2 separate regions of the Homo sapiens genome follow, and region 2 is linked to region 1. Evidence: chromatin loops called from intact Hi-C (ENCODE). Cell type or tissue: heart left ventricle. All regions are shown on one strand. Links, peaks and the distances in the headings refer to the core of each region. The heading gives the core; the rest is flanking DNA. Region 1 overlaps GPR161 (G protein-coupled receptor 161). Region 2 overlaps ADCY10 (adenylate cyclase 10).

Region 1 (11,808 bases), core at 2,432-10,431:
TCTGAGGTCCATTTTTCTTTTCTTTTTTCCCATCTCTGTCTTTCACGCTAGTACCTTCCTTTAAATGTCTAGTGATCCTTGGGCACCCCTTCACCTCTAATAACGAGGGCCTAGAAAACCACAGGGAAGCCCTGGGTGGTGGGATGCAGGCAGGCTTCCTGACTGTGGGTTGGTCTGGCAGGGCCATTTCACAGGCACCTGACTCTCAGTGCCTGTGAGTCTTTCCTCTAGGCTTGGTGGATTTTCCCAGGGAAGAGTTCTGCAGTCTCCAGCCCAGGTTAAGTGGGACAAGGGGCCAGGGTCCCACTACTTAATATGTAAATTTCCACAATACCCTCAGTTTTTACTGGGTCGCTTCTGCCGCGGCTGTGCCCGGGGCTCACTCTCTCTCCTCTCCTACCAACACTGGGGTCTGGCGCCCGAGGCCTAGCCTGGAGAAGAGCAGTGGCTCCTGGCCCCCTACCCCCCAACCCCGTTCCTGAGTTTTCAGAGCCTGGTGAAGCCTGCCTCTCCCAAACCTCCCCGTTGCCAACCTCAGTTCTCTATTCCGGGTCAGCTCATCACTCTCAACCATCTGCTTTCCAGCTTACAAAAATTCTCTCCTTCCTTTGGGGTGTAAGCCTCTTAAAAATCCCTCTTTGATAATTCAAGTAGGATTTCAGGAGGTGAATGTGGGGTTGAACCCTCCATCTTTAACGGGAAGATCTTCTCACCTCACATTTTCCCTCCTGCCTGCCTTTTTGATTGTGCTCCCTGGCCCTCTGTCATCACCTTGGTGGTGGTTGACATTGTCAGGAGAGTTTCCCCTTTGGGGGAACCCAGTGAGTGCTGCTGACACAGTGGGACAGAAAAGAGGGGCGAGCCAGGAGGGAGCAGCTAAGCTCTCCTGTCTTTCAGGGAGTTGAGAGTGAGTTTTGCAAGGGCGAACAGAAGGGCAGGAGATGGGTCTGTGGGGAAACGGAGGCTGGGGCCCCTCCTTGCAGAGTGTGATTGTGTTGTCAATGCCAATTTTGTCTTTCAGACCTGGGCCTGTCCCCACACCTCACTGCGCTCATGGCAGGTGGACAGCCCCTGGGGCACAGCAGCAGCACGGGGGACACTGGCTTCAGCTGCTCCCAGGACTCAGGTAACCTGCGTGCTTTATAAGCCTCTCACCTGTCGCGTTTTCCCTGTGTTGCGTTTCCCCCGTGTCGCGTTTCCCCTGTGCAGGCTCAAGAGCTGGCGGAGGGGCATTTCCCACGGTGGGTGGGGGGTGAGAATCATAAGTCTGGGTTTCCAGTCGTGGCTTTGACTTTTCAGCTTTCCTGTGTCTCAGTTTCTTCCTCTACAAAATGGGGCTGTCAGTTCCTGTTCTCTCTGCCGCACGGTGTTATTAGGGGGTTGAAAGTGAGTGAAAGCCTTTGCAAAATTAAAATGAGAAATGATTGTGATGATAATAACCACTGACCCAGAGGGGCCTTGCAGTCAGCCTGCCTGGTCTTCAGTCTCCAGTTGGCTTTTTAAGAGCTGTGTTATCTCAAGCAAGTTGCATGATCTCCTCCTAAACCCTCAACTTTCCCCATCTGTGAAATGGGGGTACTAATCCCCATTACAGGGCAGCTGTGAGAATTGAGAGACTTAATGAATGTGAAGCACTCATCTTGTTCTTGGCACAGAAGGAGCCCTCCAGCAAGGTCAGCTGGCCTTGTCTCCTCACTCCATGTCCTTTGATATGAAACTCAGTCTCCCTGTAGAAACGCATCTCCACCACAAATCCTGCAGAGCCCTCCCTTTAGCCTCTGCCTAAAGGATCTTGCAAGCCCAGGGCTGCTCCTTGTCTGAGCAGTCGGCTTCCTGGCATCAGAGTCATGGCACCGGGGAGGTGGGGAGCTGCAGATGCTGTATCCTGTGCTGGAAGCACGCTGTTAGAGCCACAGGAGGCCCTGGGCAGAGGCGCATGGGCAGAGGCAGGGAGTCACACTCATGGCTCCACATTGCTGAGGAAGAGCCAGGGTGTCTGGCCACACCTGCTGCCCATCCCCAGGCTGGCTGTTGGTGCACTGGCGCCTGGAGGGAGTGCCGCTGAAGCTGCACAAAGCCGCATGCCTGGCAGTGGGTCTGCCGCTCCCAGCTCCTCCATCTCTCTGCTCTTGGGAGCCTTTGAAAAACCACCTCTGACTTGACCTGGGTTTCCTGTTCCCCATGAGTGCTCCAGGGCTGCGCCTAAGCCTGTGTCATGGAACTCAGGGGTGAGCCTTGGGGTTGGCACCGGGACCAGGCCATGACCTCTCTTAGTCATGGAGAATTTTCCTTGGAAAATTCCTTATCTGGCAACCCAGAGGGCCCCGCACCACACGGAGTCATATATGAAGCACTGATCACACTGTGCCCTCTAGGCCTGAGTCCCTCATGTGATTTAAGGAAAGTCTCTGTTACTCCCCAGTCTGCTTCCCTGTTCTCAGACAACTAAAGGGATCCAGAGGCACTGCAACATTCATTCATTCATTCATTCATTCAGCAGTTATTTGCCACGTTCCTGCCTTGGCCGGACCCTGTGCCAGATGCTGGGGGCACAGTGGTGAACTGCCATTGTTGTGGAGGCTTCAGTTCATAAAAGATTGAACTGTAAAGTATATAAAGATTGTAAAGTATACAATTCTCATTGAATTGTATACTTTAAATGAGTCAGTTACATGGCATGTGAATTACATCTCTATAAAACTGGTTTTGAAAGATGATGAATGTGTCGAGAGCTGTGAAAGGGGAAGCCCTAGTGGAGTGGGAGCCCGTGGGCTGCTATAGGTAGGGGAGTTAGAGAGACTGCTCTGAGCATGCGATGTCGAAAGCTGAAGCATACGTGGAAGGTGCCCCGGCGCAAGGAGTGAGGGGACAGCACTGTAGGCAGAAGAAAGAGCATGGGCTTCGGGGCACACAGATCTGGTGTGAGTCTCAGCCCTGCCCTTTGTTCGCTGTGTCCTTATCAGGAATGATGGCCCTCAATTTAGCCCCTGCTGTGTGCAAGCACTATGCTAGATGTTTACATGTCTCAACTCAAAATCCCCACAACTCCGTGAGGTAGACTGAATGATGACCCCAGGTTTACAGACGTGGAAAGATACTGAGGCATTAAATAACCTGCCAGTGATCCTAGGTCTGTCCGACCCAAGCCTGTGTGTTTAACCACCATATTCTACCTCCCAAAGGACTGTTTCTTCTCTATGTCGGGTAATCACACCTCTGCGAGGTGCTCTGAAACAGCATCTAAAGAGCTCCAGGTTTCTCTTTCTTCCTTATTTTCTGAGCTTCAAGGCCTTTATGGATTGAAAGCTGGAAGCTAAGAACGGGGCTGGATCTGACACTGGTCCTAGTGTTGGGGAAGGGCACTGTTGAGTGATGGGTCCCATCTCAGCTCTTCCTTCCCTCCCTTCCCTCTGCCCCATTCCCTCTGCCTGCTCTGCCCACCTATCTCTAGTAGGACTTCCCTGACCTTCTCCCTTTATTTCCCTGCTTTTTAGGGGAAAATTTGTCAATTATTTTTTGATCCCCAAAGAACTCTACATTTTGGAGCTTTACATGTTTATTTAGTACAACATATTTTAACTGTGGTGATAGAAATTCAGACTGTAGGAAGAATCACTCAGAATATAAAGTTCCTTTTAGTAGGACCCTCTCCTCTACTCGGCCCTTCTCCCCACTTCCCTTCCATGCTGGGCCGGCAGATGCCATGCTTCTGGGGTCTGGTCATTGAGGCAGATAACCCCCTACTTCAGATAACTTGGCTGCATTTTTTGTGTGGCTGACGCAGCCCCACCGGCTGTCTGCAAACTCCCTGAAACAGGATGACAGGCGGGTGTTTCTTGGGCACGTGCTGCGGCGCAGTCAGCTCCACTTGATGATGGGTTTGGATGAACGGGAGAAGAGGGGTGGAAGGGGTGTTGAGAGGGGAGAAGAGGCCAGGAGGACTTTAGATTGTAGTTACATATGCACAATCTGCCCGTTGTTTTAGGGACAGATATGATGCTGCTTGAGGACTACACGTCTGATGACAACCCTCCCTCTCACTGCACTTGCCCACCCAAGAGAAGGAGCTCGGTGACATTTGAGGATGAAGTGGAACAAATCAAAGGTTGGCTTCTGTGACTGATTGCTTCAAGAAAACATAGGGAAACGGAAAGGATCTTAGGACAATTCCTTGGCTCAGGCTGGCTCCCATCCCGGAATATATCAGGGCTCCATCCCTTTGCTCACTCCCTGGTTACTCCCAGCCCTGTTGGTCTCACCTGAGTCCTTAGGCACCCAGTTCTCAGAGCAAGCAGCATCGAAGGCTGGGCAAACAATGGCTGTCAAACTCCACACACACACACACACACACACACCCACACGTGTTTACACACACAGCCCAGATCCTGGGTGAGGTATGGTTATAACTGAACCTGCTTTCCCTGAGCCTCAGTTTCCTCCTGTGGAAAATGAGATAATGGCCCAATGAGTGTATCTGCTTTGCTGGAGGCCAAAGCTGCCATCTTGCTTGTCCGTCGCTCCTACAGCGGTGATGGCCCTTGGGTCCTGTGAGGAGAATGAGTTCTGCCGCAGCCCAATCCCTACATTTTTCTACTCTATATCTTCCCCGCTCACCCCCAGGGACTGTTGTTTACTCTGGAACTTGGAATTCGTTTCCCATCCAGACATGCTGATTAGGAGAGTGACAAGAGCCATCCAGATACCAATATGACTGGGCTGTGGATTTGGTGGAGTCCAGGGGCTGTCCGATGTAAGGAGGCTCTTCAGAAATGTTGAATATGGAAATAAATATGGCCTCTGTCAGAGTTTTAGGTTCATAATTAATCACATCTCTTCTCCACACCCCTCCCTGAGTTCAGAATGAATGGAGAGGTTGTTACAGAGGTCAGAGGTGGAAAACAGTTCATTCGCTTCACTGGCAAAGCAGATTATAGAACAGAGCTTGGGCCAGCAGCCTCATGGGCTTTATAATATATTGCCTTTCTATAGGAAAAAATGAACTAAATGCTCCCCAACCCCCCAGCCCACGTAGGGCCACACTTGCCCCATCAGTCCTGCTTTGTGAGTGTGGCAGCTCCAAAGGCACCCTCCAGGTGGTGCAAGAGCAAGGCACTGCCAGGGGGTCCTCCCCTGCCATGAGTGAGTGGCAGGGCAGAGAGTGGCTGGAGGTCCCTCCAGTCTTTCCCTCTTGGAGAGTGGGGTACAGGTTGCCTACTTTCCAGAAAATGTAAGGAGGAGAGGATAAATTGTTCCCCTGAAATGTCCAGAGAAAATAGGCAATGAGTTAATAATAACAGGGAACAGGGTGTGAAATTGAAGGGCTCCCCCCTCTCACTTCTGTTCGTTTTAGTTTAGGGCTCCTAATCCTGGGAGGGGGCTTGAACCTGTAATGTCACGTCCAACCTTGAGGTTCTGCATGGGGAATCTCTGAGCAAATATGGAGAGGAGAGAGATGACATTAGGGTTTGTGGAAGTTTTGTTACACTGCTTCAGGGAGCTCAAAGACCAGAATACTCTTTCAAAGATGTAAAAATGTTGATTAGCATTAGTAGAAAGTATTTATCAAGTCTTTTCTATGGGCCAGACATAGGCCAAACATCTTAGAAAGAATTATCTCCTTTAGTTATCACAGTAACTTCTTGGAGTAAGAGGTATCTTAATATCTTCTCTTTACAGATGAGGAAACTGAGGCTAGATTAGATACTTTTTCCAAGATTTCCCAGGTAGGAAGTCAGGGAGTCAGCTTTTGGTCTAGGAATGGAACTTTGAAACCCACGCCCTTAACTGCGGTTTGTCTCCCTCCCCGGGGTGGTGGAGCAGCAGCAGGCTTGTCCCCAAGGTAGTCCCCAGGCCTGGCTCCTCAGCTGACTTTTTTTTCTGCCTTCTCCCTCAGAAGCTGCCAAGAACTCGATTCTTCATGTGAAAGCTGAAGTACACAAGTCCTTGGACAGTTACGCAGCAAGCTTGGCCAAAGCCATTGAGGCCGAAGCCAAAATCAACTTATTTGGGGAGGAGGCTTTGCCAGGGGTCTTGGTTACAGCACGGACTGTCCCGGGGGGCGGCTTCGGGGGCCGCCGAGGCAGCAGAACTCTTGTGAGCCAGAGGCTGCAGTTGCAGAGCATCGAAGAAGGAGATGTTTTAGCTGCCGAGCAGAGATGAGGGCCTCAGGGTGCCGTGGGGCTGCAGCCTGAGAGGCTGGCCCGGGGAGGAGTTCCCATCACCGCCTGTGCCGCGGCCTTGGGAGCATGTCACTGTGTACAGCTGGCCACACACAGGGAAGGAGCAGCATCTGGTATGCAGCCACCAGGACAAGGACTGAAAATAATGTCTACAGTCCACAGCTTCAGCATTTCCAGAGACCACATGTGAGCTTCTTTTAGGTCCCAGTGATGGGACCAGAAGCATCTAAAGCAAAAAAAAAACCAAAAAAAAATCTAGAGATGTGGCTGTGGCTTTTTGGGAGGTGGGGCATGGGAGGACCAGAGACGAAGGGCTTGGAAGGAGACCCCCACATGCATCATTTCCTCCTCTTCACAGTGTGCTGGGAGTCCAGCCGTGCACTGTGCCAGATGCCTCAGGAGGAGAACCCTCCCCAGTGTACTGTGAAGGATGACACAGCACTTCTTCCTAATGACACGCGACCGTCCTGGTGCCTCTACATGGTTGATGCGGGCAGTGTGGGACCCTCAGTTCTAGGACTGGTCCGCAGAGAAAGCACCCAGGAGCAGAGCGCTTCGGAGCGGTCCTCAGTGGCGCCACCTGCTGGTGCTAATAGGGACAGCCACAGGCCTCTTGCAGACTGGCCCACCCTGCCTACTTCCCTACTGACAAGTTCTTTGGTATTTCAAAAGGGAGAAACCACTATAAAAGACAAGAGGAAGGGCAGGTACTAGGTGTTTCATTTCCAGAATTAAAAAAAAAATCCATTTAAGACGTACCACTGTTTTACCGGACTGAATGGGACTGTAGTGCCAAGCACAGCCAGGAAATAGAGAAACTGTTATTATGGAAGGGAATTTGTTCACATGGGAAAGCCTCATTAAATAGATTCTATGTGTGATGTTTGAGTGACCAATGAAAATAGCTGGCCTCAGTTCTGCATGGCACACTCCCAAGAGCAACAGTTACTATTATCACAAGCCTGGTATAAATAAGATAGAAGCAGCCCTGGACCCACAGCCAGCAACCTGGGTTATTGGCCCAGCTCTGTCTTTGTGTGCACATGTCATTTGGACATCTTGTCACCTTTCTAGGTCCTCTGTAAAGTGGGAAAACAGAGTGGAGTTGGATTGAATGGTCTCCAAGATCATTTCCAGCTCTGACCTTTGGTGTTCTCAGGATTTGTAAAGCAGAGATAGGTAAAACACAAAAGCAGACCCACGGACCGACCTTTGTATAACTTTGGAGTGTGGTTGCTCATGCACATGTGAAGTGCAGGCAGATCAAGGTTCTGTGGCTTTGTCTGCCCTGTCCATTAGAGCACAATCTGGATAGAATGCCAGCCACCAAGATGCATGAGGGGCAGGGTCACCATCTCAGAAGGGGAAGCACAGGAATGTGATTGGGATGGTTAAACCTCTCTTCTCCTCCCTTTGTGCTGGAACAGCAGTTGAAGTTTGGTCCTGGAGTAATTGCTGTGATGACTTGGGAAGCCACTGATCTCCTCTTGCGTCTGCCCTTGGCCTGCATCATGACTAAATAAGTTCAGGACTTCTCTGCTTTGGTTGGCAGAAGGTAGATTCCAAGGAGATCTTGCTGGTTGCTGAGAGGCAGCTGTTCTAGAAAGTGAATTACCCTTGTGGTTTTTTCTTTGGGGCCCAGCTAGCTCCTGGTGAGGTTGTGTTTTTGTGTTGTGTGGCAGAAACCAATGGTTAGCTGGTCCCCTGGTCTGCAGTTTGTAAAAGACCTTTCATGAGGCCTGGAGTCTTGCTACCTGTGGTGATTGAACTCAACTATTCTGGGTCACCTGGATGCCAGGCGCTGGCCTAGCTTCTGGATGGGAGTGGGAAGGAGCAGAGGGCAGGTTCACCTGTGCAGGTCAGACACTCTGCTTCCATCACTGGATGGCATTCCTACGTCTGCGTGTGGTTCACGTTTTCTATATATATTCCCTGTATATATTTTTTTCTAGCACTTGTCTACTTTCTGAAGGGACCATATTCCTGATCAACTAGTGTGCACAGAGGTGGAACAGGGCAGAGAGACCTTTATCTCTAGGATGGGTTGCTGGTTAGGTGTAGGCATTCTTGAGTGCAGCAGCTTGGCTTTGAAACGCAAGGGTTGGAGAATGTTCCCCTGACTGTACTAGACTGGGCTCTAGGGAAAGAATCCTGAGACAGCCCCCCACTCCCCCACTGACCCCACACTAGCTGGGCTATTATAGAATTTAATCTAAATCTAGAAATACTGCATTTCACAAAATGATTCACTGTGTTTCCCTTTTTTTACTGAGGTCCAATTCATTTAGTCGTCTACCAGACACTGCACATCCAGTGTATGCGAAGCACCAGGCTAGGCTCTGTAGGCAATACCACTAAAGTGTGCACTCTGATTTAGGGAGCAGGACCTGTGGATACCGATTCTAATAACTAGCAAAGTCAAGTCGTGGTTATAGAAAGAAGTGTGGCTTCAGAGGGAGGTGGGTATTTCCAAATATGGAGTTAGGGATGGCTCCATGAGGTAAGTGACAGTTTGAGCTAAGTCTTGAAGGATGCTTGGCAGCTAGAACCATATTTTCCATATTCAGGAATTCAAATTTGCCTTTATTCAGCTAGAGAGAAAGAGAGAAGGGGGTGTGGGGGAGAAGGAAAAGAGAATTTTCACACATTTTGAAGTTCCTGAGAGCATTTCTGAGGATATCTGCCGTTAGTGCAGAAGGTCGAAACCCCAAGTGCCCCCACTAAACCCAGGCTCTTTAGCTGTAAACTGCCATGCAGTGGCAGGCCTGCAGCCTTCCTGATGGGACCACATGGACAGTGGCACATGGGACATTTGGCTACTCGTTAGCTTAAACAACTCAGTCCTGTGTCTTCTGGTTTTGACAAGACCACATTTAGGACTGCTGCCCACCTCTGCCTCTTTCATTGAGATTTCCGCCTTATTGGGTCCCTGTGCTATGCCACAGATACCAGGTTTGGGGTTGTTTTGACCCAGAAGGCATTGGGAGTCCCACATTACAGAGCACACACACAGCTCAACACAGCCATTTCCCTGGCCAGAGGCACCAAGACTGAAGTTCAGGCCCTTAGACACTAGGTGGCAGCGGTGTGGCTGTGCAGAGCCAAGGATGAACCTGAGAGCTTGTTTGCCTCTGGCTGGGCACTCTTGTTTTGAATTCCTTTGCCCTTATCGTGTAGTCCACGGCCTTGGTGACCAAGGACCACCTGGCTAGCCTGCTTACATGCATGACCCCATCCAGGTTCACAGGTATTGCCACTGAGTGATCTTAGGTAGATCACTGCTCCTGGAGAAGCAGAGTTGAGGAGTGTAAGACAAGGGCCATCTAGTGCCAATGTTCCTTGATTCTTATTTGAGGAGCTACTATGTGGTCTTTCTGTAAACAAGTGAACAACCAATGAGACTAAATATTTGCAATAGATAGGCTAAGGAATTTGGGTTGAGACAGGAGACGGAGGAAAAATGCTTTGATACAATGACAGATGGTTAGTCTCTTCAGATTTCCCTGAATATTTTCCATCCCGACAATATGCCTCTTAGATACTTGCAGATTAGACATGTCTCTGGATGGACCACAAGATACATTCACAACATGTGTTCAGCCTTGAGCCCTGGCTGTGTCCTGTCTGGAAGGAACTGAGGATGATGTGGCTATAAAGAGGAGGCAGTGAGCTGGCATGTGACTGCCTTCTGTGGGCCTGACCTGTTTGACATTTGAGGGCCTATGATGTGCTAGGTGCTGTGTTAGGTACTTCCAAATGCTTTATCTCATTTTACCCCAGTGCAAGTGTGATATAGTGAGGATGGTGAAGACGTGGGTATGGTTAAGTCATGAGTTCAGATCCCGTGCTTCCAATTACATGGGTGTTTTCAAACAAGTCACTACTTATGAGTTTCCTCATCTGTGAAGGGAAGTTTAGTCATCTGTTTCAATGTGGAGACACACAGGATTGAGGGAGTCCTCCGTCACAGGGTGACTGTCTGGATTCTATGAGGAAATACTTGGAAAGCATGCAGCACAATGCCTGGGGTGCAGCTGAAGCTGAGCCACTGGTGTTTCTTCACAGTATCTCTGTGGGGAGGGTGTATTATTCCTTTTTATAGGGATCTCTATAATGAAGTGAGAATCTTGAAAATATAAGTGTTATCCTAGATGGGAGGTGTTAAAGGTTTTTGCCTTGGGAATTTTGTCATATTTGTTGCACAGCAAGGAAGGACTTTCAGAAAAGCAGGGATGTGGTGAGGAAGAGCAGGCAATAGAGAGCAGGGAGGAAAGGCTAAGTAGCATCTGGAACTTGAGAAGTCTAAGGGAGCCAAAATGAGATTTTCTATTAAAAATGTCTATCCTCAGCCGGGCGTGGTAGCTCACGCCTGTAATCCCAGCACTTTGGGGGGTCGAGATGGGCAGATCACCTGAGGTCAGGAGTTCGAGACCAGCCTGACCAATATGGAGAAACCCCGTCTCTACTAAAAATACAAAATTAGTTGCGCGTGGTGGTGGGCGCCTGTAATCCCAGCTACTCAGGAGCCTGAGGCAGGAGAATCACTTAAACCCAGGAGGCGGAGGTTGCAGTGAGCCGAGATCGCGCCATTGCACTCCAGCCTGGGCAACAAGAGCGAAACCCCGCCTAAAAAAAGAAAAAAAAGAAAAAGTCTATCCTCTATGCTACTGGCCTGTTTGTACAAAGATAAAATCATTCTAATTTGTCCGGAATGACTATCAAAGATGATCAAATCCCCAGGGCCTGGTGTAACGTTCCAAATCATAGCACAAATACAGCTTGACCTTCCTTACAGTCCAGAAAGGACATTCTCCCTGAGAAATGCCCTTGGTTGCTGAGGACAGCTCTGTCCTGTAGTGACAGAGTGACTGCCTGGCTGTGGCTCTTGGGTTCACAGAATCCCTAATCCTCCAAGCCCCTAAGAGGCAGGGCAGGGATGCTACCCACAATATATGCAGAACCCCAGATGGAGCCTGTGGGAGAGAGAGGAAATTACCGTCTTCACTGTAGGCAAAGGAGAATGGCTGTGATTAGCCATATATGCCTATAAGAAGGAGCAGAGCCATACTGTCCTTGTGGGTTGGGAGAGGGGACACAGAATCCAGGGCAATTGTCTGAGGTCTCAAAGTAAGTTAAGCCAGAGTCAAAGCCAAACTCCAAGTCTTGGCCAAGGGGATGAGAAAAGCAAGGAGCTAGTCTTATAGGTCAAGGAAGATGAGGTATAGTTAAGAGTCATCAGTATCACAGAACAGGCCAGCAGGGCTTTATTAGGTATGTAGAACTATTATAAACCAAGGATCTTGGGAGATATTAATATCTGCTGGCCAGACCTAAAAAAAACTGAAGGCCCAAGGAAAGTGACTGGACTCACTGGAAAGTATCTAACAAATACTTTGGATTCCAAAGTATTTCCAATACCTTGAAGATTCCTTTGAAAACATCAAAGCACAAACTCAAATCTGCACAAGATTACAAAAGCACAATTTTGGTGTTATTTTTAGAATGCAATACACAAAGCTATGTTCATTTCTCTCAGCAAGCATTTTCCTGGGTAGTAGTAATAGCTTAGGAATCAAATGCCACTTTTGTTTTTCCTTTTTTCACTAGTTTGAAATACCACAAATCACAG
Region 2 (11,808 bases), core at 2,323-10,322, 270 kb after region 1:
CCCTGCTCAAGTGATCCTCCCAAACACCTCAGCTTCCTGAGTAGCTAGGATTACAGGCTTGTGTCATCATGCTGGCTACTTTTTTTTAAAATCTTTTGTAGAGATCAGGTCTCACTATATTGCCCAGGCTGGGCTCAAACTCCTGTGCTCAAGTGACCTCTCGTCTCAGCCTCCTGAGTAGGTAGGACTACAGGCATATGCCACCATGCCTGGCTAGTTTTTGTTGTTGTTGAAACAGGGTCTCACTATTGTGCCCAGGCTCATCTGGAACTCCTGAGCTCAAGCAATCCTCCTGCCTCGGCCTCCAGAAGTGCTGGGATTATAGATGTGAGCCACTGCACCTGACCTCCAAATTAGGTTTAAAACTAGTCCTTATTTAAAAAAAAAAAAAAAGCCAAACAAACAAAACCAACCTTTCTTTCTTTTTTGTTAAATTACAAAAATTATACATGCTTGTTATAACAAACATCACAGAGGTGCATAAAGTAAAATCTCTCCTCCCACCCCCAACAAATATATAACTACTGTTTACACTTTGGAGTGTATCCTTGCAGCCTTTTTGCTCTGCAATTATACATCTAATATGTAAGCTATTGCTTTTATTTTTCACAGAAATTAAAATTTTTATATTTCATTTAAGGACTACATGGGCAAGGGGCCATCAAGCTTATCCTGAATGACTCAGTAAACAGGTAGCAGAAACCCAATTTGATTTCTATTTCTAAGCCCATGGCTTCGGCCAAATGTCCAGCTCTATTCCCAAACTTAATAAACAAACATTTACTGGCAGACATTGAGTGATGTTCCTGAGCTTTCTGCTTTGCGTTCTGCCTCACTCTTCCTCCACTCTGCCATTTCAGATCATTAAGGCTTACCTAGACTATTCGCTATACCACCACCTGGCTGGCTACAAAGGTGTGTGGTTCAAATATGAAGTCATGGCCATGGAGCACATCTTCAACCTCCCCCTGAAAGGCGAGGGCATTGAAATCGTGGCATACGTGGCTGAGACACTGGTCTTCAACAAGCTCATAATGGGACACCTGGATTTGGCCATTGAGTTAGGTAAGGGCTGGCTGGGCAAGATGGGACATGAGGATACAAGGAATGCCCCACAATATACTGGAATTGTTTTCTTCCCAGGCTCCCGAGCCCTTCAGATGTGGGCACTGCTCCAGAATCCCAACCGACATTATCAGTCCCTCTGCAGACTTAGCAGATGTCTCCTTCTGAACAGCAGGTATTTATCTTAAAGCATTTTCCAAAATTAGGGGGAGGAGGCCGTATTATTGAGTATTCTGGGTTCAACTTTAGCCTAGTCCTAGGGTGGGGAAGGGAGTAGAGTTTGCAGTAAGAAAATGTAACTGATAGTAGTCACCCTTTTTTCTTTTTTCAGACAGAGTCTTGCTCTGTCTCCCAGGCTGGAGTGCAGTAGTGCAATCTTGGCTCACTGCAACCTCTGCCTTCCGGGTTTAGACAATTCTCCTGCCTCAACCTCCCACGTAGCTGGGATTACAGGCAACGTGCCACCACACCCAGCTAATTTTTGTATTTTTTAGAAGAGAGGGGGTTTCACCCTGTTGGCCAGGCTGGTCTTGAACTCCTGACCTCAAGTGACCCACCCACCTCAGCCTCCCAAAGTGTTGGGATTACAGGCATGAGCCACTGCGCCAGGCCTTGTCTTTTTTATTTTAAACAGAATTCTTTGCCTTGCATCATCTCTAATCTGGTTGCTCTGGCCAGTGATCAGAGGGTAGTCAGACAGTCATCCCAGCTGTGGGAATCAGGCCTCCACTTCTGTCAGGTGGAGACAAAGGGAAAAGTCTTCCAGGGAGGCAAATGGCCAGAGAATAGCAACCAGGACTAGAGGTCAAGGCCAATTTGCTCTGACTCTGGTCACCCTGATATAGAGGACCCAGGAAAGAACAATTTGAAAAAAGAGCCAATTTGAGATTGAGGTTTTAGTCCTGGATAGGGGTGTGTTTGAAATCTGTTTAAGAGGTATATTTGGTTCCGAATTACTGAGAAGGACCAAGACTAGACCAGGAAGGGACTTTACTGAACCTCATCCTATCCACTGCTTTTTTTATTCAATAGCTTTGGGGGTATAAATGGTTTTCGGTCACATAGATGAATTTTATAGAGGTGAATTCTGAGATTTTAGTGCACCTGTCACCCGAGCAGTGTACACATACCCAACATGTAGTCTTTTATTCCTCACTTCCCTCCTCCCCTCCCCTCCGAGGCCCCAAAGTCCATTATATCCACTGCTTTTTTTTTTTTTTTTTTTTGAGATGGAGTTTCGCTCTTTTGCCCAGGCTGGAGTGCAGTGGTGCGTTATTGGCTCACCACAACCTCCGCCTTCTGGTTTCAAGCGATTCTCCTGCCTCAGCCTCCCAAGTAGCTGGGATTACAGGCGCCCGCCACCATGCCCAGCTAATTTTTGTATTTTTAGTGGAGATGGGGTTTCACCATGTTGGCCAGGCTGGTCTCGAACTCCTGACCTCGTGATCCACCCACCTCAGCCTCCCAAAGTGCTGGGATTACAATATCCACCACTTTTTAATGGCCACTACCTTTTCTTTTCCATAGATACCCGCAATTGATCCAGGTGCTGGGGCGGCTGTGGGAGCTTTCTGTAACACAGGAACACATCTTCAGCAAGGCATTTTTCTATTTTGTCTGCTTGGACATCCTGCTTTATTCTGGTAAGTGTGGGTTTGGGATGTAAAAGAACTTGGGGGTGTTGATACCTGTGCTGGTGTGGTGTGGCAGCTCTCAGGTTGGGGCTTTGGGACCACTAGGTTTCTGGCTGGTGGACTTACAGGGCAGGGATGGAGAGAGGCTGGTTGTGTGAGCTGAAGCACTGTCTAGCAGGTGCCGAGATTGTAAAGGCACGGCAAGAAGGAGAATTAAGTCTGAAGGAACCTGATGGATATGAGCTGCCAGTTAAACTGTCAGATCAATTTGCACCTAAGTGATAGTGGCTGACTGTCTTACTATGTGCCTTTTACCAGGGGTTTTTAACTTTTAGCAGGATGTACTTAGAGACTTCACGCTTTAGAATGAAGGACTAGATTGCTTGAGGTGAGAGTTCCAGGCTGGTAGCTATTGGTGATTTGGAAAATAAGTTACTTCCTGATAACCTTCAAGTGACACCAAGTAGGTCACTTGAAGTGTACACACTAAACCACAGGAACCAACCTGAATTGTTTTCCCCACATGTGATCTTGAAAGGGGATGCAGACATTGCCATCAACAAAGGAAGCATGTGTGGAGAGACAGAGAAGTCCTAGGCTGCACTAAGGCCAGGAAGGATTAGTTTAAACCCCACACCTGCCTGGTCGGTACTGTGGAACTGTAGTATATATCCATAACACTCCCCAATAGGTAGGACTCAGCAAACACAGGGCAATCCAGTCATGAGGTTGTTGCAATCCACGGGACCCTCTGGATTCATACAATAATCAGAGGCAACTCTCCCTGCAGTGGGAAATTCAACTGAGAGTGACTAGGCTAGAAAGATGATCACCCACACCTACTAATAACTCTCACCCATTCCTCTCTCTCTTAGGTTTTGTTTATAGAACATTTGAAGAATGTTTGGAATTCATACACCAATACGAAAACAACAGAATCCTCAAGTTCCACAGTGGACTCCTCCTGGGACTTTATTCCTCTGTAGCTATCTGGTAACAATGTGTGGCATATCACTAAATTCCCAAAGTGAAAATGTTGAATCCCAAGGAAGAGTTCTTGAAAAATCTTTTAGAAAGTATTCATAATTTATACCTGAGACAGCTTAAGGGTGTCAGAGGATATTTACACAGAGAGACATGTTAGGGATCAACTAGTTCATCCCCCTTGGCCAAGGACAGAAAAGTAAATTTATCTCAATTACATCCATGCAATAAACATTTATCGCAAACATATCATGTTGTGGTGATACAGGGATAAATAAGAAAAGATTGCTTTCTTCAGAGGGGTGCTGGGGTTTGAGGAAGACTAATGAATAGCACCACTTGCCCACCCGGCACCTGCCCATATCTAATCACATGGATTGACAAAGCCAATGTTGGAAGACATGGCTTATATCTTCACGAAAGCGGGCTTCGTAATATTGAGCACTGGAATTAGACTTAACCCATTCAGCAGCAGGCAGTTCTGGAAAACTGTAGGTCTACTCACATGGAGGCAGGCCTCTTGTAGCAGAGAGATCAGTATCACACTCCCTGTTGGCTTCACTGGCTCTCAAGATAGAGAGAGACACGGACTGAGTTATACTTGCCCAATTCATCTCCCAAATCACCAGCAAGATCTCTCCTTATCATTGAAAGGGCAAGTAAAGCGGGGAAAGAGTTCTGGTGCTTTGCACCAAATAGAGGCCCCTTACATGGAAGGAAATTTCAGGAGTGAGGAAGCAGCATTCTCCCCGCACCCCATTAACTCATTAAGCCTAAGGCTCAATTCCTTTAACCTACTACGTTTTTAACTCAGTTAAGCATGTAGCTATTATGGTCATACCCTTAAGGAAGGAGATGAATGCTAAGGTTCTAAAATGGGTCAGAACAGAACATTCATTAAATTATTTCCATGACTATCCCCAAGACTGAAAATCGCCCCCTATTATTTTATTTCCTATCTTAATTATATGCAACCGTATGGTCTATCAGAGGTTTGTGATGAGACTAAATGACAATATGAAGACATTCCTATATAAAATGCTACAAGTTAGAACAGCTCCAAATTGGAATAGAAATCCACCCCTTCCTTCTTTCTGAGACAGTCTTGCTGTGTCACCCAGGTTGGAGTCCCGTGGTGCGATCGCGGATCACTGCAGCCTCGCCTTCCCAGGCTCAAGTGATCCTCCCAAACACCTCAGCTTCCTGAGTAGCTGGAGTTGCAGGCACATACCACCACGCCTGGCTAATTTTAATCTTTTGTAGAGATGGGATGTCGTGATGTTGCCCAGGCTGGTCTCCAACTCCTGGGCTCAGGTCCCGTCTACCTCAGCCTTCCCAAATGCTGGGATTACAGGCATGAGCCACTGCACCTGGCAAGAAATCCCCTCTTATTATTAAAATTAATGAGGAGAAATTAAAATCCAAAAATTGATTACTCTTGCCAATTAAAGTTCAAAATCAAATAACTTACCAATGTGAGTTAAAGGTTAAGGAATCTAAAGTCCAGAAATCATCCAAATTTATTTTTCTTGTCTATCTCAGCAGGAGAATTTTTTAAACAGCTGTGTCCTAGGCCAATGCTGCTCAGACTTTAGTGGGCATAAAAATCACCTGGAGGGCAGTCGGCCAGCTCTCGGGGTGCTGAGCCAGGCGGGCTAGGCGAGGCGCGGGCTGGCCCCGCCCCTCTGGCCGGCCCCGCCCCTCAAGGCCGGCTAGTCCCCTTCCCAGAGACTTGGCTAGGCGGCCGGCGCTGCGGCGCCAGCAGCCCTGTGGTGGCGACGACGATGGACCAGGACCCAGTGGGCCCTGTGGAACGAGGAGAAGCCGTCGCAGCCTCGGGAGCTGCGGCCGCCGCGGCATTCGGGGAATCTGCGGGGCAGGAAATTAAGGGATCCAAAAAGCTGAGTCATGGTCCAAAAGGAAACGTTGATGTCAGGACAACCATAGCCAAATTTTATCTCAAGGATGAGTAACGAAAGAGGCTTTGAAACGTAGAACTGGGAGTCATAGGAAAAAAGAAGAAAGTCCCAAGGAGAGTCATCCACTTTGTTAGTGGCAAAACAATGGAAGAATACAGCACAGATGAAGATGAAGTTGATGGCCTGGAGAAGATGTTTTGCCTACTGTTGATCCGATTTGGCTTTAAATATTTGGCTATTAGAAAATCATGCCGGGCGCGGTGGCTGACACCTGTAATCCCAGCACTTTGGGAGGCCGAGGCCGGCAGATCACCTGAGGTCGGGAGTTCAAGACCAGCCTGACCAACATGGAGAAACCCCATCTCTACTAAAAATACAAAAAAATTAGCCAGGCATGGTGGCGCATGCCTGTAAACCCAGCTACCTGGGAGGCTGAGGCAGGAGAATTGTTTGAACCCAGGAGGCGAAGGTTGCGGTGAGCCAAGATCGCGCCATTGCACTCCAGCCTGGGCAACAAGAGCAAAACTTGGGTCTCAAAAAATAAAAAAAAATAAAAAATAAAAAAATCATAAGCAGGCCAGGAGCAGTGGCTCACGCCTGTAATCGCAGCACTTTGGGAGGCTGAGGTGGGTGGATCACCTGAGGTCAGGAGTTCGAGACCAGCCTGGCCAATATGGTGAAACCGTGTCTCTACTAAAAATATAAAAAATTAGGCAGGCGTGATGGCAGGCGCCTGTAATCCCAGCGAGGCAGGAGAATTGCTTCAACCAGGGAAGCAGAGGTTGCAGTGGGCTGAGATCGTGCCATTGTACTCCAGCCTGGTCAACAAGGGTGAAACTCCATCTAAAAAAAAAAAAAAAAAAAAATCGGATTTTCTACACAGAAAATATTCAAAGGATTGTACCATATACTCTGAAGGTAGTTCCAAATGCAGGTAGAATATTAAAGAGGTATTTCATGCAATGTAAGAATTGTTGGAATAAATGTCTTATTTTTAATTACTTTGAAGGGTTAAAAAAAAAATCACCTGGAGAGCTTGTTAACTCAGAGATGCCACACCCCCAGAGCCTGTCTGATTCAGTAGACCTGGACTGAACCAGAGAACCTGCATTAATGAGAATCCAGGTGATACTGATGATGCCAGTCTGTGGACTACATTTTGAGCAGTACTGGCCTAAATCATCTCTCTTTGGTATTGGAACAATTTCTTCAAGCCCCAGAATCCACAGCTCCAAGTGTCTGATCTCCCTCACTTTTTAATTTAAAAAGCCAAAGTGGCCGGGCATGGTGGCACAGCCTGTAATCCCAGCACTTTGGGAGGCCAAGGCGGGTGGATCACCTGAGGTCAGGAGTTCGAGACCAGCCTAGCCAACATGGTGAAACCCCGTATCTACTTAAAATACAAAAAATTAGCTGGGCGTGGTGGTACACACCTGTAGTCCCAGCTACTCGGGAGGCTGAGGCAGGAGAATCACTTGAACCCAGGAGGCAGAGGTTGCAGTAAGCCAAGATTGTGCCATTGCACTCCAGACTGGGGGACAAGAGCAAGACTTCGTCTCAAAAAAAGAAAAAAAGCCAAAGCCAAAGAGTTCAATGGTGGCTAATATTACCTGAGTGTTTCCAAGGATTCTATTCATCTCAAGTCATCAAAAAAATTTATTATTTCCTTGCTCTGTATCACATAATTTCCTGCTTTTTTAGGGAGTGTGAAGCAGGGGTAGGCAGGAGACTACACACTTCCAGAGACCCAGGTAAAGGAAGCTGCACATCCAGAGAGACATTTCAGAAAGCCAGCCTATTCCTAATGGGTGATACTGATTTTTCTTATTCTCTTGTGGTAATGCAGGTATGCCAGACTTCAGGAATGGGACAACTTTTACAAATTTTCCAATAGAGCTAAAAATCTTTTGCCAAGAAGAACCATGACACTTACTTACTATGACGGAATATCTAGGTACATGGAGGGGCAAGTTCTTCACCTTCAAAAACAAATCAAAGAACAGTCAGAGAATGCCCAAGCCAGTGGGGAGGAGCTACTCAAGGTGAGGCCTATTCTCCAGTTTCCAGTATAAAATATGCCTTAAATGGATCTCTGTCTACTTCCTGTGCTAATTATTTTCTCATTATAGAATTCATATATTTTTATAATAGAAGTTTTTGAAGGCACTTCCCCAAAGTAAGAAAGAAAATATAAATTGCCCATAACCTTACTACTCAGAGATAAGTACTTTTTGTATATTGAGATCCCACTTTTCAAGTATTTTTCTGTGTGTGTGCATGCACATTTCTCTATTTTGTAATTTGCTATTAAATATATTATGAATAATTTCCTGTCATTAAATTGTTTTTCACATCACGATTTAAAAGGAAGCATGGTACTTTATCTTACAGATATATGATTGTATGGCCTAATTATTATTGGATAGAACTTTTCTGTATGATTTTATTGCTATTGCTGTGATAAAGCATCCTGGTAGACAAATCATTCCACACGACAATTTAAAAAATTCAAATATGTATTAAGCATATTAATACAAGAGTGCTGGGGCGCAAGAGTGAGCAAATTAAACACCTCCAAGAGTTTACAACCTGGCATGGGCAAGCCCCCAAGAGAATAAAGGGCTAAATCTCTGGTGTTGGGTTGACACGTTTGCCTTGTTCTTGTAAACACTGAGCACAGGTGTACTAGTTTTCTATTGCTCTGTCACTCATTACCACAAAGTAAACAGCTTAAAACAACACCCACTTCTTAACAGAGCCTCCCTTTGTCACCCAGGCTGGAGTGCAGTGGCGCAATCTCGACTCACTGCAACCTCCGCCTCCCGGGTTCAAACAATTCTCGTACCTCAGCCTCCCAAGTAGCTGGGATTACAGGCACGTGCCACCATGCCTGGCTAATTTTTGTATTTTTAGTAGAGATGGGGATTTCACCACATTAGCCAGGCTGGTCTTGAACTCTTGACCTCAAGTGATCCACCCACCTCAGCCTTCCAAAGTGCTGGGATTACAGGTGTAAGCCACCATGCCAAGGCCAAAACAACACCACTTCTTAACTCACAGTTTGGCGGGTCCAAAGCCTGGGTGGTCTGGTCTGGGATCTCTGCTTAGGAGATGTATTTACATAAGTAGACATAATTGAATAATTGAACACATTGTTGCTGTTATTTTGAACAAACTGTCATCTTTTAGAATAAGAAAAGGAAAATTTTTATTTTACCTCCACTTACTCCTTCTTCAATGCTTTCTTTCTTTATGTAGATCTAAGTTTCTGAACTACATATTTTCCTTCTCTCTAAAGAATTTCTTTAACATTTCTTGCAAGTCAGAGCTATTAGCAACAACTTCCTTCAATTTTAGTTTGAGAAGTCTTTATTTTGTCTTCAATTTTGAAGGATAATTTCACTGGGTAAAGAATTCTAGGGATTTTTTTCCTGTCAACAGGTCATGGCACTGTCTTCTTGCTTGCATGGTTTCTGAGGAAAAGTGAAAGGCAATTCTTTTTTTGTTGTTGTTCCTTTATAGAAGTCCCTTGGGCTTCTTTAAAACTTTTTGTTTTTCTCTTTTTTTTGAAATGGAGTCTCACTCTGTCACCCAGGCTGGAGTGCAGTGGCGTGATCTTGACTCACTGCAACCTCCACCTCCTGGGTTCAAGCAATTCTCCTGCCACAGACTCCTGAGTAGCTGGGATTACAGGTGCCCGCCAACATGCCTGACTAATTTTTGTATTTTTAGTAAAGACAGGGTTTCACCATGTTGGCCAGTCTGGTCTTGAACTCCTGACCTCAAGTGACCTGCCCACCTCTGCCTCCCAAAGTGCTGGGATTACAGGTGTGAACCACCGTGCCTGACCTAAAATTTTTTATCTTTGATTTTCTGTAGTTTACAAATTATATGCCTATGTGTTGGGGTTTTGGGGCATATATCCTACATGGTGTTCTGCGAGCTTCCTGGATCTGTGGTTTGGTGTTTGACCTTAATTTGGAAAACATTTCAGTCTTTCTTGCTTCAAGTATTTCTGATGTTACTTTCCTCTTTCTTCTCCTTCTGATATTTCTATTATGCATCTAGTATACCTTTTGTACTTATCCCACAATCCTTGGATATTCTGTTATGGTTTTTCTTTTCTAGTCTTTGCTCTCTTAGCTTGTCAGTTTTGTAGGTTTCTATTGATATGCTCTTGAACTCAGAGATTCTTTCCTCAGCGGGGTCCTGTCTACTAATAAGCCTGTCAAAGGCATTCTTCATTTCTCTCACAGTGTTTTTGATCTCTAGCATTTATTTTTTGTTCTTAGGATTTCCATCTCTCTGCTTATATTGCTCTTACATGCTCTCTACTTTATTCATTAGAGCTTTTAGCATATTAATCATAGTTATTTTAAATTCCCAGTCTGATAATTTCAACATCCCTGTCATGTCTGCTTCTGACTTGTGTTTTCAAACTATGTTTTTGCCTTTTAGTATGCCTTGTAATTTTTCTTGATAGCCAGATATGATGTATCAGGTAAAAAGACTTTGTCTAAATAAGTCTTTAGTAATGTGATGGTAAGGTGTGAGGAGAGGGAAAGCATTCTACAGTCCTATGATTAGGTCTCAGTCTTTTAGTGAGCCTATTCCTCTGGACTAAGAACTTCACAAGTGCTTTTCAGTCCCCTCTTCCTTAGGTGGGACATAATGGCTAGAACTGGGTTTAGTTGGGTATTCCTCTTCCCCAAGATCAGTTAGACTCTAGTAAAACCCCTGGAGGTTAGGCTCTGGTTACATAGTTTCTCCTGAGGGCACACCTTGTTTAGAAAAACGGAGTACTCTGGCATATTTCAAAATGGTTCCTTTTCCTCTTCCTCTGCTGAAAGAATGAGAGATTTTTTTTCCTCCAATATTTACTGAGAGATCCTGGTTGAGCTTCTGGAGGTAAAACACACAAAACTGTGGGGGCTCACCTGAAGGTGTTTGGGGTTTTTTTTTGTCTAATTTTTGTTGTTGTTGTTGTTGGAGACAGAGTCTCACTCTGTCGCCCAGGCTGGAGTGCAATGGCGTGATCTCGGCTCACTGCAACCTCCGTCTCCTAGGTTCAAGTGATTCTCGTGCCTCAGCCTCCCGAGTAGCTGGGATTACAGGCACCCGCCATCATGCCTGGCTAATTTTTGTATTTTTGTAGAGATGGGGTTTCACCATGTTGGCCAGGCTGGTCCTGAACTCCTGACCTCAGGTGATCCGACCACCTCGGCCTCCCAAAGTGCTGGGATTACAGGCATGAGCCCACGTGTGGCCTAATTTTTTTTTATTGTGATCCAAATACACATAGCATAAAACTTAACATTTTAATCATGTTTAAGTATGCAGTTCAGTGGTATGAAATACATTTCTAATGTTGTGTATCCATGTCTGCCCTCCATCTCCATAACTCTCTTCATCTTGTCAAACAACAACTCTATACCCATTAAGTGTATGTTTGTTATATTTAGTTGGTTTATTGTGTTGTCTAAGTCCTCTGTGTCTTATCTTTTGTATAATTGTTCTATCCATTATTGACTGTTAGTGAAGTCTCCAACTACTATTATAGAACTGTCTATTTCTACCTTTAATTTTGTCAGTTTTTGCTTCATATATATTGACGATCTTATTGGATGCATAAATGTTTATAATTGTTATATTTTTATTTTAAAAATATAATTATAAAACAAATGTTTATAATTGTTATATATATTTTGCTGTATTTAAATTTTTATTAATATATTATTCTTTGCCTCTTGTAAGTTTCTTTCTGATTTAAAGTTTATTTTGTCTGACATTAGTATAGCCACCTTTATTCTCTTTGGGTTACTATTTGTATAAAGTATCTTTTTCTATCTTCACTTTCCATTTATTTGTGTCTTTGGATCTAAAGTGAGTCTCTTTTAGTATGTAATTAGATCATGTTTTTAAAAAATCCATTCTGCCAACTTGTTTTTTTGTTGAGAGTTTAATTCAATTTAAAGTAATTACTGATAAAGAGGGACTTGTGTGTATCATTTTGCTATTTGTTTTCAATATGCCTTACAGCTTTTTCATTCCTCATTTCCTGAACTAGTGTCTTATTTTGCATTTAATTTTTCATAGTGGAACATTTAAGTTCTTTCCCCATTTTCTTTTGTATATATTCTATAGCTATTTTCCTTATGGTTACCATGAGGATTACATTTAGCATCCTAAAGTTAACTTCAGTAATG

Evidence for each region. A loop is a pair of places that touch in the nucleus more often than their neighbours do. Peaks named below come from ENCODE experiments on the same cell type or tissue, not always from the same donor. Only the 100,000 strongest peaks of a DNase experiment are listed, where the experiment ranks them.
Region 2: a loop joins it to region 1, with 2.6 times the contacts of the local background. A loop is called at or near these places in 24 of 110 quality-filtered maps.

Annotation. Positions count from the first base shown.
Region 1 is chr1:168,079,882-168,091,689 of GRCh38, reverse strand. It overlaps GPR161 (G protein-coupled receptor 161), which reads left to right. Exons shown (of 6, transcript NM_001375883.1): 4 at 1,022-1,126; 5 at 3,986-4,105; 6 at 5,894-11,808. The coding sequence ends at 6,159. Among named protein-coding and RNA genes, the nearest start is that of GPR161, 51 kb to the left of the region's middle. RefSeq lists an enhancer at 5,653-6,153 and a silencer at 9,105-9,399. In heart left ventricle, for the core only: CTCF peaks have their summits at 6,557, 6,759 (motif pointing left) and 9,241 (motif pointing right); DNase peaks (open chromatin) are centred at 6,109, 6,729 and 9,259; H3K4me3 peaks cover 811 bases; H3K27ac peaks cover 1,608 bases.
Region 2 is chr1:167,813,908-167,825,715 of GRCh38, reverse strand. ADCY10 (adenylate cyclase 10) reads left to right here. Exons shown (of 33, transcript NM_018417.6): 27 at 861-1,065; 28 at 1,144-1,240; 29 at 2,593-2,708; 30 at 3,575-3,692; 31 at 7,449-7,644. Among named protein-coding and RNA genes, the nearest start is that of ADCY10, 94 kb to the left of the region's middle. RefSeq lists a silencer at 5,283-5,432. In heart left ventricle, for the core only: no CTCF peak of the experiment used is centred there; a DNase peak (open chromatin) is centred at 5,435; H3K4me3 peaks cover 895 bases; H3K27ac peaks cover 985 bases.